Regions from separate parts of the Homo sapiens genome. Here regions 1 and 3 are each linked to region 2. Evidence: chromatin contacts called from ENCODE Hi-C or POLR2A ChIA-PET data. All regions are on one chromosome and are shown on one strand. Each heading gives the region's core, a stretch centred on a gene start or an enhancer-like site at or near the end of the contact. The rest is flanking DNA. Distances are from core to core; before and after follow the strand shown. Region 1 overlaps BACH2 (BACH transcriptional regulator 2). Region 2 overlaps BACH2 (BACH transcriptional regulator 2). Region 3 overlaps BACH2 (BACH transcriptional regulator 2).

Evidence for each region. Hi-C counts contacts between places; a loop is a spot of excess contacts on that map. ChIA-PET counts read pairs that join two places held with the same protein, here RNA polymerase II (POLR2A). Pooled maps may share reads with other maps.
Region 1: a loop to region 2 is called in a pooled map, with 2.1 times the contacts of the local background. The contact joins two enhancer-like sites. A Hi-C loop is called at or near these places in 1 of 168 maps with a recorded cell type or tissue (psoas muscle) and 9 of 50 pooled maps. POLR2A ChIA-PET finds 5 or more read pairs at or near these places in 5 of 52 experiments (OCI-LY7, activated CD4-positive, alpha-beta memory T cell, activated T-cell and 2 more).
Region 3: a pooled map shows a loop between it and region 2 (5-fold over the local background). The contact joins two enhancer-like sites. A Hi-C loop is called at or near these places in 7 of 50 pooled maps. POLR2A ChIA-PET finds 5 or more read pairs at or near these places in 2 of 52 experiments (AG04450 and activated CD4-positive, alpha-beta T cell).

What each region holds. Positions count from the first base shown.
Region 1 is chr6:90,120,052-90,123,982 of GRCh38, forward strand. All of the region lies in intron 4 of BACH2 (BACH transcriptional regulator 2), which reads right to left. Among named protein-coding and RNA genes, the nearest start is that of BACH2, 170 kb to the right of the region's middle. Within about 2 kb of position 2,045, at least 5 of the 41 ENCODE cell types and tissues checked have a DNase peak (open chromatin) inside an H3K27ac peak, as active enhancers do; they include OCI-LY7, where a contact is called at or near this core.
Region 2 is chr6:90,272,207-90,276,301 of GRCh38, forward strand. The region is part of intron 1 of BACH2 (BACH transcriptional regulator 2); the gene reads right to left. Among named protein-coding and RNA genes, the nearest start is that of BACH2, 23 kb to the right of the region's middle. RefSeq lists an enhancer at 390-534 and a cis regulatory region at 462. Within about 2 kb of position 2,350, at least 4 of the 41 ENCODE cell types and tissues checked have a DNase peak (open chromatin) inside an H3K27ac peak, as active enhancers do; they include OCI-LY7, where a contact is called at or near this core.
Region 3 is chr6:90,024,177-90,028,603 of GRCh38, forward strand. The region is part of intron 5 of BACH2 (BACH transcriptional regulator 2); the gene reads right to left. Among named protein-coding and RNA genes, the nearest start is that of GJA10, 130 kb to the left of the region's middle. Within about 2 kb of position 1,714, at least 2 of the 41 ENCODE cell types and tissues checked have a DNase peak (open chromatin) inside an H3K27ac peak, as active enhancers do.

The DNA.
Region 1 (3,931 bases), core at 795-3,294, 150 kb before region 2:
AGTGTGACTGGTCTCATTCATTCATTCATCTATTCATGCCAGCTGCTGGGGACATCAATGAACAAGACAGACATATCACATATCACATATCACAAAGCTTATTCATTAAGGCCTCACCAGCACCCTAAAAATGGGGAGAGGACCGTAGAGTTGAGAAGAAGTTTAAATCAAACATCATAGGAAGAGGTCCATGATGGTCACCACTCTCATGGGATGAAATGTCTTTGGCTTCGTTTCTTTATTCATAGAACATGAGTACAACACCTGCTTTCTCTATTTCAGCAGGTACCAAACTCTGTGGGCATTTAACAATGTGTTAAACAAATTTGAAATAAAAAACCCTACTTTATTAAAATAAACCATTAGGAAAATCAAATAAGTACAAGGTTATCAGAGCAAAGCTTGCCTAGTTCACAAACATCTTCATGGATATGTTTAATGGCCCTTCAGAGGAAGCCAAATATTTGCATAACCATAAGCCTCCTTCAAATATCTTGAGACTTGTCATGATCTTAATTTGCCAAAGTGGGTCCCTATCTATGTTTGGCAGAACCGTTCAAATCATCTGAAAGCTACCTGCTTTTTGAACGGGTTTTTACTGATGAATTTTTGGGAGGAGTTCAGAACCTATCCAATAGAAAGTCTTTTAACCAATGGGCCCTAATCAACTGGATGGATCAATCAGCATTCTCCATCCCCTGTATAAAATATACTGACCAATACTGTGGTCAAACGAATACTGAATGTTCTCTCTCGAACTCTGGAGCACATCAGCTCTCTCTGCATAAACTGTTAATGTCAGCTATACTTGCTTTGTAATTACAGAAATTAAATATTATGTTGGCCCATAAAATATGAGTGTGAAAATAGTTATTTGTATGAAAATTTAGTAAAATTAAAGAAATGAAAGTAAGTCACTAGAGGAAATCTGCCATTGAATTAGATATGATTGAGACAACTGTGAAAGATTGGGGAAATAATAAAAATTTAAAATGACTTTGCAGTCAGACTGTGTTGCAAGTGTCTTAAAAAATTCCTCACTTAAAGAGACTGAAAATGGAAATCATGCAATAATGTGCATGAAAGATTACATGAAGTTCCAATCAGCAGACCCAAACTCGAAGAAAAGGCCTCGAGCCCACATCAAAAGATTGGCAAATAACTGTTCATTTGCAACTTTAGGTTAAATACATGATTTAGGCTATGTAGTATCTTTTTAAAAAATGATTCACTGTTTAATTGATTTTTCAACTAATGAGAAAACACCCAGTCAGGTTAGCTAAGAGGGCTCTGACTCTGTAACCAGCCTGGAACCCTGGGAAGCTCTAGGTAGATAGGGTTCCTTCTTGTTGTTTTTTCTGATTTTTAAAATTTTCTAACTTTTCTTAACGGTTATTATTTGCTTATTTAAATAAAAACTATTTTAATAAAAAGATATATATCTAAATTTCAGCTATCTTGGAGCAAAAAGCCTTTGCATTTTATTAATTAATTAATTAATTTATTTTGAGACGAGTCTTACTCTGTTGTGCCCAGGCTGGAGTGCAGTGGCACAATCTTGGCTCACTGCAACCTCCACCTTCCGGGCTCAAGCAATTCTCCTGCCTCAGCCTCCCGAGTAGCTGGGATCTTACAGGCGTCCACCACCATACCCAGCTAATTTTTTGTATTTTTAGTAGAGATGGGGTTTCACCATGTTGGTCAGGCTGGTCTCGAACTCCTGACCTCAGGTAATTCGCCCACCTCGGCCTCCCAAAGTGCTGGGATTACATGTGTGAGCCACCGTGCCCGGCCACCTTTGCATATTTTAAACAAAGAAAAAAAGAGGCCAAATATTTTTACTCATGTGTTGCTTAAATGTTTAGTGATTCTGCCTTTTGCCCCCCATTTCTGGTGTGAGGCTACCTATCTATTGGTAAGACTGTTTTAACTGCAGTTCAATGAATATGACCCTTCCAAGTAAGAAAGGCTGAACCTTTCCAGCTGTAAAGGTTGATTCTGGGGCAGCAGAACCCTACCATGTGTGACAAGGTTTCCTTTTACTAATCTGGTTCTCCTCCTGTATATTTTGGGAAATGACACACGTCCAGGCAAAGCACACCATGGGCCAAATGCACATCCTCTCTGCCCTTAAGGGGCCATGACTCAAAGCACTTCACTGGGGATGCCCAGGGGTTGTGCATGACCAGACATCGGCAAAGTATTTTTGAGAAACCTCCTCCTCAACTAAAAATACCCACTGTGAGAAATCTGTAGCGTGAAGCAAGGATCGAGTCAGTACAACACAAAAAAAGAGACAGGCTTGTGGCAGTCTCAGAATCAAACCCAGTTCGCCCTCCCTTACCAGAACAACAAGAACAATCAAAAAAAAGGTTTACAGGAAAGGACTTCTTGAAGGCAGTAAGATGGGATACATGGCCACACTCATTTTAGTCTTGTCTTTTCTCTTTCTCCTTGAGGGCTGGGATGGGGAAAGTGGCCCCAAATCTGCTCAAAGTCCAACTGAACACAATCAATAATAGACTTACTATGACATTTTAAAAAAATTTCTACTGAGACATTAGTTTTATTCCTCAGTAAACACCTCCCTGATTTCTGCATCCCAGGAGAGCCTGGGCAAAGAAGAGCACAGGCAAGAAGTGTGAATGTGTTCAGAGAAAGTGTTGGCGAGGCCTGGCTCTCCCAGCCCCTCTGATGGCTGAGAAAACTGCTTGACAAGAGGGAGACCCACCAGGACAGAAGCCTGAGCTTCACAGGGCAGACACATTGCTAGTGTAGCTACTGACTGCCCATGGCAATGGTTCTATTTTTTTCATGGGAGACCTTCCTATAGTTACACATAAAAAAGAGACATAAAACCGGAGAACTTAACGGCAGAGAAAAGTAAAATGGTAAATCTAGAATGTTTTGCTTAACTTCAAAACTGTTGTTGAATAGTTTAGAAGGAGTAGGGGGTTGAATTGAGGTCCCCAACAATACAGGTGTCCTAACTTCTAGAACCTGGAAATGAAACTTTATGTTGGAAAAGGACCTTCGCAGATGTAATTAAGTTGAGAATCTCGAGATGAAATCATCCTGGATTACCTGAGTAGGCCCTAAATCCAAGGGGAGGTGTCCTTAGAAGACACAGAAGAGAAGACAGAGGAGAAGGCCAAGAGAAGAGAAGAAGACAGAAGTGGAGGCAGAGATTGGAGTCATTTAGCCATGAGCTGAGGAACACCTGGAGCCTCCCCAGAAGCTGGGACAGGCAAGGGATGATTCTGCCCTGAAGCCTTTGGAGGAAGTGTGGCCCTGAAACACCTTGATTTTGGACTTCAGGCCACCAGAACTGTGAGAGAATAAACATTGTTTTAAATTGTCCAGTTTGTGATAATTTGTTAAGCAGACCTAGGACACTAACACTGAAGGCTAGGACAGCTTATAAGAAGACCGGTGGGGGCCGGGCGCGGTGGCTCACGCCTGTAATCCCAGCACTTTGGGAGGCCGAGGCGGGCGGATCACGAGGTCAGGAGATCGAGACCATCCCAGCTAAAACGGTGAAACCCCGTCTCTACTAAAAATACATAAAATTAGCCGGGCGTAGTGGCGGGCGCCTGTAGTCCCAGCTACTTGGGAGGCTGAGGCAGGAGAATGGCGTGAACCCGGGAGGCGGAGCTTGCAGTGAGCCGAGATCCCGCCACTGCACTCCAGCCTGGGCGACAGAGCGAGACTCCGTCTCAAAAAAAAAAAAAAAAAAAAAAAAGAAGACCGGTGGGAAAACATAAAGAAATTTCTATTAGAAATAGAAATCTTATGTGAGAACACCAAAATCGCCTCCTGATGCCCCAAAGCACAATGATTCTGAGGGGAGCAGGAGGGAGGGTGCGACTCTCCTCCGAATGCAGGCCTGGGCCCCAAAGCTGATGAAGAAACCCGATGGCTGCATGGGGCC
Region 2 (4,095 bases), core at 1,100-3,599:
CCTTTCACTCTTGTTCTCCTTGACTTCTTTGTAGTGTCTGACACTGTTCAGTAGTTTTTTTTTTCCTCTTTTTATTCTCCTCTCTCTCCTGCTTCGCCTGTTTCTTTTATGGTTTCCTGCTCCTCTTTCTCCTTCTGCTTCTTGACCAAGGACACTTTTTAAGGCCCTGGGTTTTTCTCTCTCCCTCAGAAATCGTCTGTTCCCAGCACATCAATTCTCTCCTTGCAGATAGCCCCCCAATCATCCCCATTCCCTCCCTTGAACTCCTCTCCTTTATTCTCAACTCTCCAGTGAGCCATTTTTCCTGCATATGGTATCTCTACTGCATATGCTCTTCAAAAGCCTTCATTTCTTGCTGCAACACTACTGCTGTGGAAAAATGAGCTTGTCTATTGACCTCATTGATTTCTGCAATAGCAGAATTATCCTCCCAGCCAACCAAGCTCCAAATCTTAGATTCATTTTTGCTCATTCCCTCTTCTTCAATTCCAGTCATTCATCAAGGCCTCTTGATTTGTTACATCTCACCTCTATCTTTTGCTACCCACTTACACTGACCAGATCCTGCTTAGCTGAGAAAAACTCCCTCTTCTCTTCTTTCCTAATGTTTCCTCTTGTAAAATTGGCCAGCGTGCTGCTGCCATTTTGATCTTTCTATCACTACCCCTGCCATTTTCATCTTCCTCTCGCTATCCCCAGCAATTTGAGAATCCTCATCACCCCTCTAACAAGCAACCTGCATTGCCCAGTAGAGAGAAAACAAGACAGCAGAGTAGCTAAGAACTCAGGCTCTGGATCCTGGTGGCCATGCTTTGAATCACAGTTCCACAACTTAACTGCTATGTGCCTCAGTCTCCTCATCCCTCAATGAAGGCCAGGTGCAGTGGCTCACACCTGTAACCCCAGCACTTTGGGAGGCTAAGGCGGAGGATCGCTTGAGGCCAGGTGTTCAAAACCAGCCTGGATAACATAACGAGTTCCTGTTTCTATGGGGAAAAAAAATTAGCCAGGCATGGTGGCACACACCTGTAGTCCTGGCTACTCAGGAGGCTAAGGCAAAAGGATCACTCGAGCCCAGGAGTTCGAGGCCACCATGAGCTACGATCATACCACTGCACTCCAGCCTGGGCAACAGAGCAAGACTCTGTTTCTAAAAAAAGTGGGGGCAGGAGGGACTTGATAATATCTCCTGCAAAGGCTTGCTGTGAAGATAAGAATAGTTAAAAGGTGTGAAGAACTTAGAAGAGTGCCTAGCACAGTAAGCACTCCATTAAGTGTTAAATGGTAATGGCTCCCAGCTGGACTGGCCCACACAGCATCTCCTAAACCTGTGTGCTCACCCTTCCTTTGTTATTACACCTTCCATCATTTGGCTTATACAGTGTGGAAACTCTTCTTCTCTTGGCTCCTCTATACAAATTCTGCCCACTGTCAAGGCTCGGGTCTGATTTCCCACTCAGCCAGTGGGAAATCTGAGTACTTCAGCTGCAAACTAGCTTTTCTGCCTCTGAACTTCTAGAATATTTACTAGATGTCCCTAAATCAAGTTGTTTTTTAAATTACTGAGTGTGGAGGGAAGCTCACAGGCTGGAAATTACTGGTGATGGAGCTGGAGGTCTTGCTCTTTCCTCTGGGTGCCCCTAAGTGGGTAATGTCTCAGAACCCCAGCTTCTTTCTCTGAAAAAGTTATTATCTTATTTATAAGGTTTCCTCAAAGACTGAATAAGAACATGTAAAGCTCCTATCATATAATCAGGCGTAAACATTAGTTCCCTTCCAGTGGGACTATAAACCTCCAAGGGTAGCTCACGTTTCTCCGTGCTCCAAGGACAGTAATATGCAGAGATTAAACAGACAGATAGGGGAATACAGACTGAATAAACGAAAACCTTTCCAAGTCTGATTTTATGACAATATTCTGAAAAGGGCTTTTCCATGCCTATTCTAAACAACTGACAGTGCTTCCATCATAAAATGCATTTTGACACACTTAATCTTCCAAGAACATACGTTGATTCTATGCCCTGATGAGAGAATATATTAGCTACTTAACCTTTATCTAACTCTTACATAATATTAAGATTTTTTTAAGATTCATTTTTACAAAACCCAGAAAGTCCACACACAACAAAAACAAAACAAAACAAAAAAAGGAACACAAAGTAATTGAAAAGACTTTTCATACCTAAAAAGGGAATTTTTAATCACAACCTTAGTCATAAACCTCAACAGGCAAGTCAGAAGCAGTGAAAGATAAAAGTGCCAACAAGAAAATCCGGTTGAAGTGCCACTCGGGTTCATGCAGTGGGTTACAGGGCGCACAAGACAAGCTGGCGGAAGTGGGTGCTGTACCTTTATCACAGCCGCCCCCACCTGACCACCTGTAGCAGCCTCAGAGGAAGCAGACAACCCCCACACACTTTCCAGCTGCATCTTTGCAGCCACAAAGTACGCACATACAATCAGCTAACGTATAAAAGTATATCAGAAGCATCAATGTGAAAAGGGAAAAAATCTTTAACTCGTGATGAGTAACCTGTGTTATTTAGATTCTGTCATTGAGACCTGATGCTAAGGGGAGACCCCTCTAAAGACACCCACACAACCCTGATAACTGGCAGCATAAGTGCATAATCTTTGCATCAAATACCTGGGGCACTGAAGAGGCTGAAGCAGCAAATCCTCTGGTAGAGGGTGAGGACCAAATGGGGGTACCTCAGAGGCTACAGTTCCTCCCCCTAGTGTTCAATGACAAATGGAAACATGTCACTGGGTCCAAACGCAGGGAGGACTAGTCTTTGCTTTGGCACCAGGCTAGACAAAGAAAAGACCCCTTGCCCCGTGACCCCACATTGTCCTACAAAGGAAAAGGCTGGATTTTGTTGATGAATGCAATTCACATGTTTGGAGCAGTGTCATTTGAAAGGACTGCTTCAGAAATTCATGCAAGTCACATAAGTGGAGAGAAAACAGGAAAAAATTAAGAATGGCTGTTTACAAGTCACTTCTAAAACTTTGCTTTGTTCTACTTGAACAATTTTTATCATCATTTAAAGCAGTTAAATTAAAATGCACCTGCACTGTAAATCGTGAGAGAACATACCTGCTCTTCAAATATGACTTGAAAATTATTTGGTTTCTCCCCTACCTCCCCCTACCTGGGATGCTCTCATTTTACATTTAATTTGGAAAATTAGAAGAAAAATGGAATAAGCTCAAATCCTAACCAAAATTTGTTTTTACTTTTAAAATACAACCATTTTAGAATTTTTAAATAAATGTAAAATATTTTATTATTTACTTAACTTTTACCTTCAGGGTTACATGTGCAGATTTGTGATATGGGTAACTTGCGTCATGGGGGTTTGTCGTACAGATTATTTTGTCATCCAGGTACTAAGCCTAGTACCTGATAGGTTTTTTTTTTTCTGCTCTTCCCCCTCCTCCCACTCTCCACTCTCCAGTAGGCCCCAGTGCCTGTTGTTCTGGATGGGCGTAGCGGCTCACGCCTGTAATCCCAGCACTTTGGGAGGCCAAGGCGGCCTGAACATCTGAGGTCAGAAGTTCGAGACCAGCCTGGCCAATATGGTGAAACCCAGTCTCTACAAAAAAATTAGCCAGGCATGGTGGTGTGCACCTTTAGTCCCAGCTACTTGGGAGGCTGAGGCAGGAGAACAGTTTGAACCCAGGAGGCAGAGGCTGCAGTGAGCCGAGATCACACCACTGCACTCCAGCCTGGGTGACAGGGCTAGATTTCGTCTTAAAAAAAAAAAAAGAAAGAAATCATCAATGGGCATTAAAGAAAAGTGTAACTTTTAAACCTACTTTCATAGTTCAAATACACCCAGTATTTGGAGGTCAGAGTAGTCACACTTCACTAACTTTATAAAGGAGAGGCTTTCAATAAATGCAAGGAATGTCTACCACAGCAATACATGTGTAAAACGTTTCATCTATGACAGCCATGTTCTAAATTAATGTTATATTTCCTACTCTGAAATAATTTTAATTTATGACTAAAAATGGTAACAAATGTTCTTTTCATTGAGGCCCAAGAAAGTATGAGAGTATTTATTCACATATTCTCATTTCCCA
Region 3 (4,427 bases), core at 464-2,963, 250 kb before region 2:
GACTGTAGGAGAATGTTAACAACTCAAGTATTGAGCACCTCCTTTAGGTTCTGTGACTTAATCACAAAGGTCCTAGGGTGCGCTTTGGGCTTCAAATGAAAAAAAACACACCCACACCTTAAATCCTACAACTTATGGTCAGGAAGGTCCTTAAAGGCAATCAAATCTAACCAATTCCAAGTTGTACGTTTTCAGTAATAATCTACAAAAATGGGCCAAATACAGGGATGAGGCCTTTTGGGAGATGGTAAGAAATCTGAGCCCAGGCCTTTGCTTTGCAGTAAAACTTTTTTCAGAGATCTCGTGTTTTGTCTTCTCTCTTGTTAAAACCAAATCACTTCATGCACTTCTATTTCCTTATCTATGCAAGGAGGAAATAAACTAGGTGACTTTTTAGTTCTAGTTTCTATGGTTCTATGAAAGTATAGGAACTTTAGGAAAATCCTGAAACATGAGCTTTTCTAACTGTGGTTCCTGAGAAGACTTTTTAAGGAAGCTAGAGATGCTCAAAAGAACACAACTGGCTGGAAGGGAAAAATGCCATCACATAACTTTTGAGAGAGATGAAGAAGAGGGGAAGACCCATCCAATAACAGTGTGAACTTTCCCCCTTATAAACAGAGTCAACCCAAAGGATGAATCAAAGGTCAACTTTCACACATTAATGGAACACAGTGCCCATCAGTACTGAGCAATAGTTCGGCATTCTCTTTCCATGGCCAAAACAGTGCTCTGGTGTGCAGGTCAGCGTCTCCCTCAAAAGCCGTCTTAGGTATGTGGCTCTGGAATTAAGCGGGGTGTCCATCCTCTCCTCTTGTCTCCACCCAGCGATGTCAGATGAGACTACCCCGTTTAGCGGGCCAGAGAGAAGGCTACAACTGGGATTTAACAATAGCATGGTGCATAAACTGTCATCTCAAAAAGGAGATGAAATCAGCGGGTGAAAGGGAGCCCATGTCAGGCCATCCAAGGGGCATGATTACTGTTAGTGGTGGTTGGTGGTGGTGGGGCAGTGGGTGTGTGGACCAGGGAGAAAATGTGCAATTTAGCCATGGGCAGATTTGGATATGCAGCTTTGTGATCATCGCACTGGTCTTTTTTATATGTTGATGCTTGCTTTTGCTTCTTTTGTGTAACCCCCCAGTTAAGAGTAAAGCCAAAGCCTCCATCTATTCTTCTGGGATAGGTCATTTTCTACTCTTGGCAAGCCTTCTTTTCTATATTGTCACTTCCAGTTTGTCTCTGGTATTACTTCTTTGTGTCTATGTTCTCCATTTATATTCACTTCTCATACATTAATCTCTGCTTCCTATTAGCATGTGCTTCATGCCTATTAGGAGTTAGAGGACAGAGAAAAGTCATTTCTTTTCTGCATTTCTCTTTATCAGGGCATCTGTGTGAAATATTCTCTCCCAGTGTCCCCTTCCCTCCCCTTGTAGCCAGAGAAATATTACCCTAGAGCTTCACGCTGCTAATGTGAGAAGAAATTGTGAACAGTGATTAGGAGGCTAAATGAGGGTGGTGGAACCTATTTACTTCATTAAAGTTCCTTCAGGGAAAATACGAGGATGGGAAACTGAGAGATAAGGGTTAATACTAAAAGAATAACAGATCCATTTGACTCAGAGCAATCTTCAGTCTGCCTGGATTCTATCAGACACCCTTCTCCATGGGGAAATCATTACAGAGAAATGACATGCAAAGTGCGCCATAAAGCATCTGAGTCAAACCAGAGGGAGGATGACTCAACGGATCATTTTACATTTTAATAGAAGGCACTGCAGATTTGTACCTAGTGCACAGTTCAACACAGGGCTCATAACTCCTCCCCAAAACTTCTTCATCGGGTGGGAGGGGAGTTCCCAGAACCTGACAGAAATTATTCTGTCTTAGAAAAAAACCAAGTCAAAACTCACAACAGAGAATCAAGACTAAGAAAAGACAACAGATAGTCAAATGCCGAAAAGAGGGGAGACTGCAAGTCTAATTTCAACTTTAGCATTTCTGTCAAACCTAAGACACAGCCTGAAAATTGAGCTCAGTAATTAGTGGACTTCAGATGTCATAAAGGAGTGGGGAAGATGGAAGGAGGAATGGAGGGAGAGAGAGGAAAGAGGAGAACGCTATCAAAGTGCTATAATTAAATAATTGTGTTTCTTAAATTAGTTTTGCAAGATTTTCCAATGATAATTACTGTCAGAAGTTTGCCCACCAGGTCAGTGACAATGCTGGGCTTGAGTTTCCATGTGAAGTCAAGAAGCAATATATTAGTCATGCCATTGTTCCTAGTATGTTTCCCAGGCCAGGTATTGCTTATAGATGCTAATATGTATAACCTGCCAAAGTTAGATTCATCTGACCAGGGATTATGATGTTAAGAGACTGGATTGTCAAACCTAACTCCTTCTTGGAATGGGGGTGGGGGTTACCTCCAGACACACTTTTGTCTGCCTATACATAAAGAATATCTATAGTTTCACAGCTGTTCATCCGCCTGATCTCTACTGTTGCCTGCCCCAGCTCCTAAGAGGGCACGCGGTTTACAGGTAGGAAAGGAAACAGAAGTGAATACTGAGGCTTGGCAGAAATACAGCTTTCACAGAAAAGATTCTTAATAAAAGGAAACTTGCTCCTTTCATGCATGGGGGTCTTTTGGACAAAATGATTCTGTTCTGAAACATCATCTCTGCAGGGATGCAGGCTAGAACGAATGAAGTTTAGATTGCAAGTTGGTTCACCCGGTAACTAAGAAAATCGAAATTCAAGACCAAAGGCAGGCAGCATCTAATGGGGTGAAAGTCATCTAGCTTGAGGGTCATTCAGGTAGTGTTTTGAGAAAGGTTTGATTTCCACTGGAGCCTAGGCACACCTGAAACCCACTCCTGTTTTTCCATTTAAAAATGATGAAAACCATGAGGCTAAGACCACTGGTTGGCAGTCTGTTAAGTCCCATATCAAGTAACAAAAGCATCTGGACCACCTGTCACCAAGCAGGAGGTCAAATGGAACTGGAATGTTAACACGCAGGTCAAATGCCCTTCAGAGAACACGGGGAAAAGGCAGTGAAAAGGAATGGGAGAAAAAGAATGTGCTTGGAGCTTTCCAAGTCCCTGTCCTGTCCTTGGCAGCTTCTCAGAATGACGATTATTGTGACCAAAAGGTAGTGACACACATGCTACATGACACTTAGTATACTGTTTAAGATACAGACGGTCTTATATGCCTATACCACTGCCACTCACACACGATTTCACCTCACAGAATATGCTTCAGATAAAGCCAAGTATATTAAGGAAGAGATTTTTTTTTAATTCACTCATTATAAAAAGTCAGAATTGTACTGCCATGGGGGCAGACAATACCCCCTCTCCAAACGGTAAGGAATGGGTGCCACAAGGGCTCATTGGCCAGGTGGTACCGGAGAGACACAGTGTTTCGCACTTTCTTGACTCTAAAATGCACCTATTTTCCATTTCTCCTTCCATCCTTAGATAGAGGGGCTCCATTTGAATCCCTGCTCTCCTGCTTCCTAGCTGCATGGCTTTGGCTTTGGGGCCATTGTTAGACTGTGTAATCCTTGGTCTTTCTATGTACAAAATACTTATGTGAGGATTAAACGAGATGAAGCAATAAAGTATTTAGGATGGTCCTTGTTTTACAGTAAACACAAATAAAAGCTATTCTTATGAAAAGAAAGTTAATTTCTTTGCACATTATATACACTTGTAATTCTACATATGCTGAAAATTTCTTATATTGAGGCAAATCTGGACTGCATGAAGAATAATGTATATTTTTGTTTGCCAGATTCTCTTGCTTAAACCTGGGGAAGGGCCAATTTGCTTAATTTCCATCCAAGACCTGCAAGAGAATGATGGGATAGGTGTGCATTCTGGTACTTGCTGGCAACTTCGGCCATGACACTATGTAGACTTCCTTCTGCAACATCCCTTGATGACTGTGAAGGTCAAATAAGGCAACAGATCTGAGACCTCCCTGAGAAGTGCAGAGTACTCTGCTCGCATCAGGAATTATCCTCACCACTATTTGACTAATCCTACACATAATTATATAAAGAATGTCTGCTCTTATGGGCACTTAGCCCTGATATAGTTCACTCTCATGCCAAAAGAAGGCATCTGGCAGATGGGGGACTTGTATTGATTCTCATCTGATAACATTTCCTAAAAGATTCCATTCCTTCAGATTTGTTAAAAGTGCGTGCTTTGGATACTCTATCCTCCCATTACGGGCTTTTCCTATTTTCTCTCTCTGCTACCTTTTGCATGTATGTTCTGCCCAAATCAGAATCCTCTTTCATCATGAGGGGCAGGATCCTGCAGTGGTGACAGGTCAGGCTCTGGGGCCAGCCTGCCTGCATCTGAACCATGACCACAATGCTACCTCAGACAAACCACGTGAGCTCT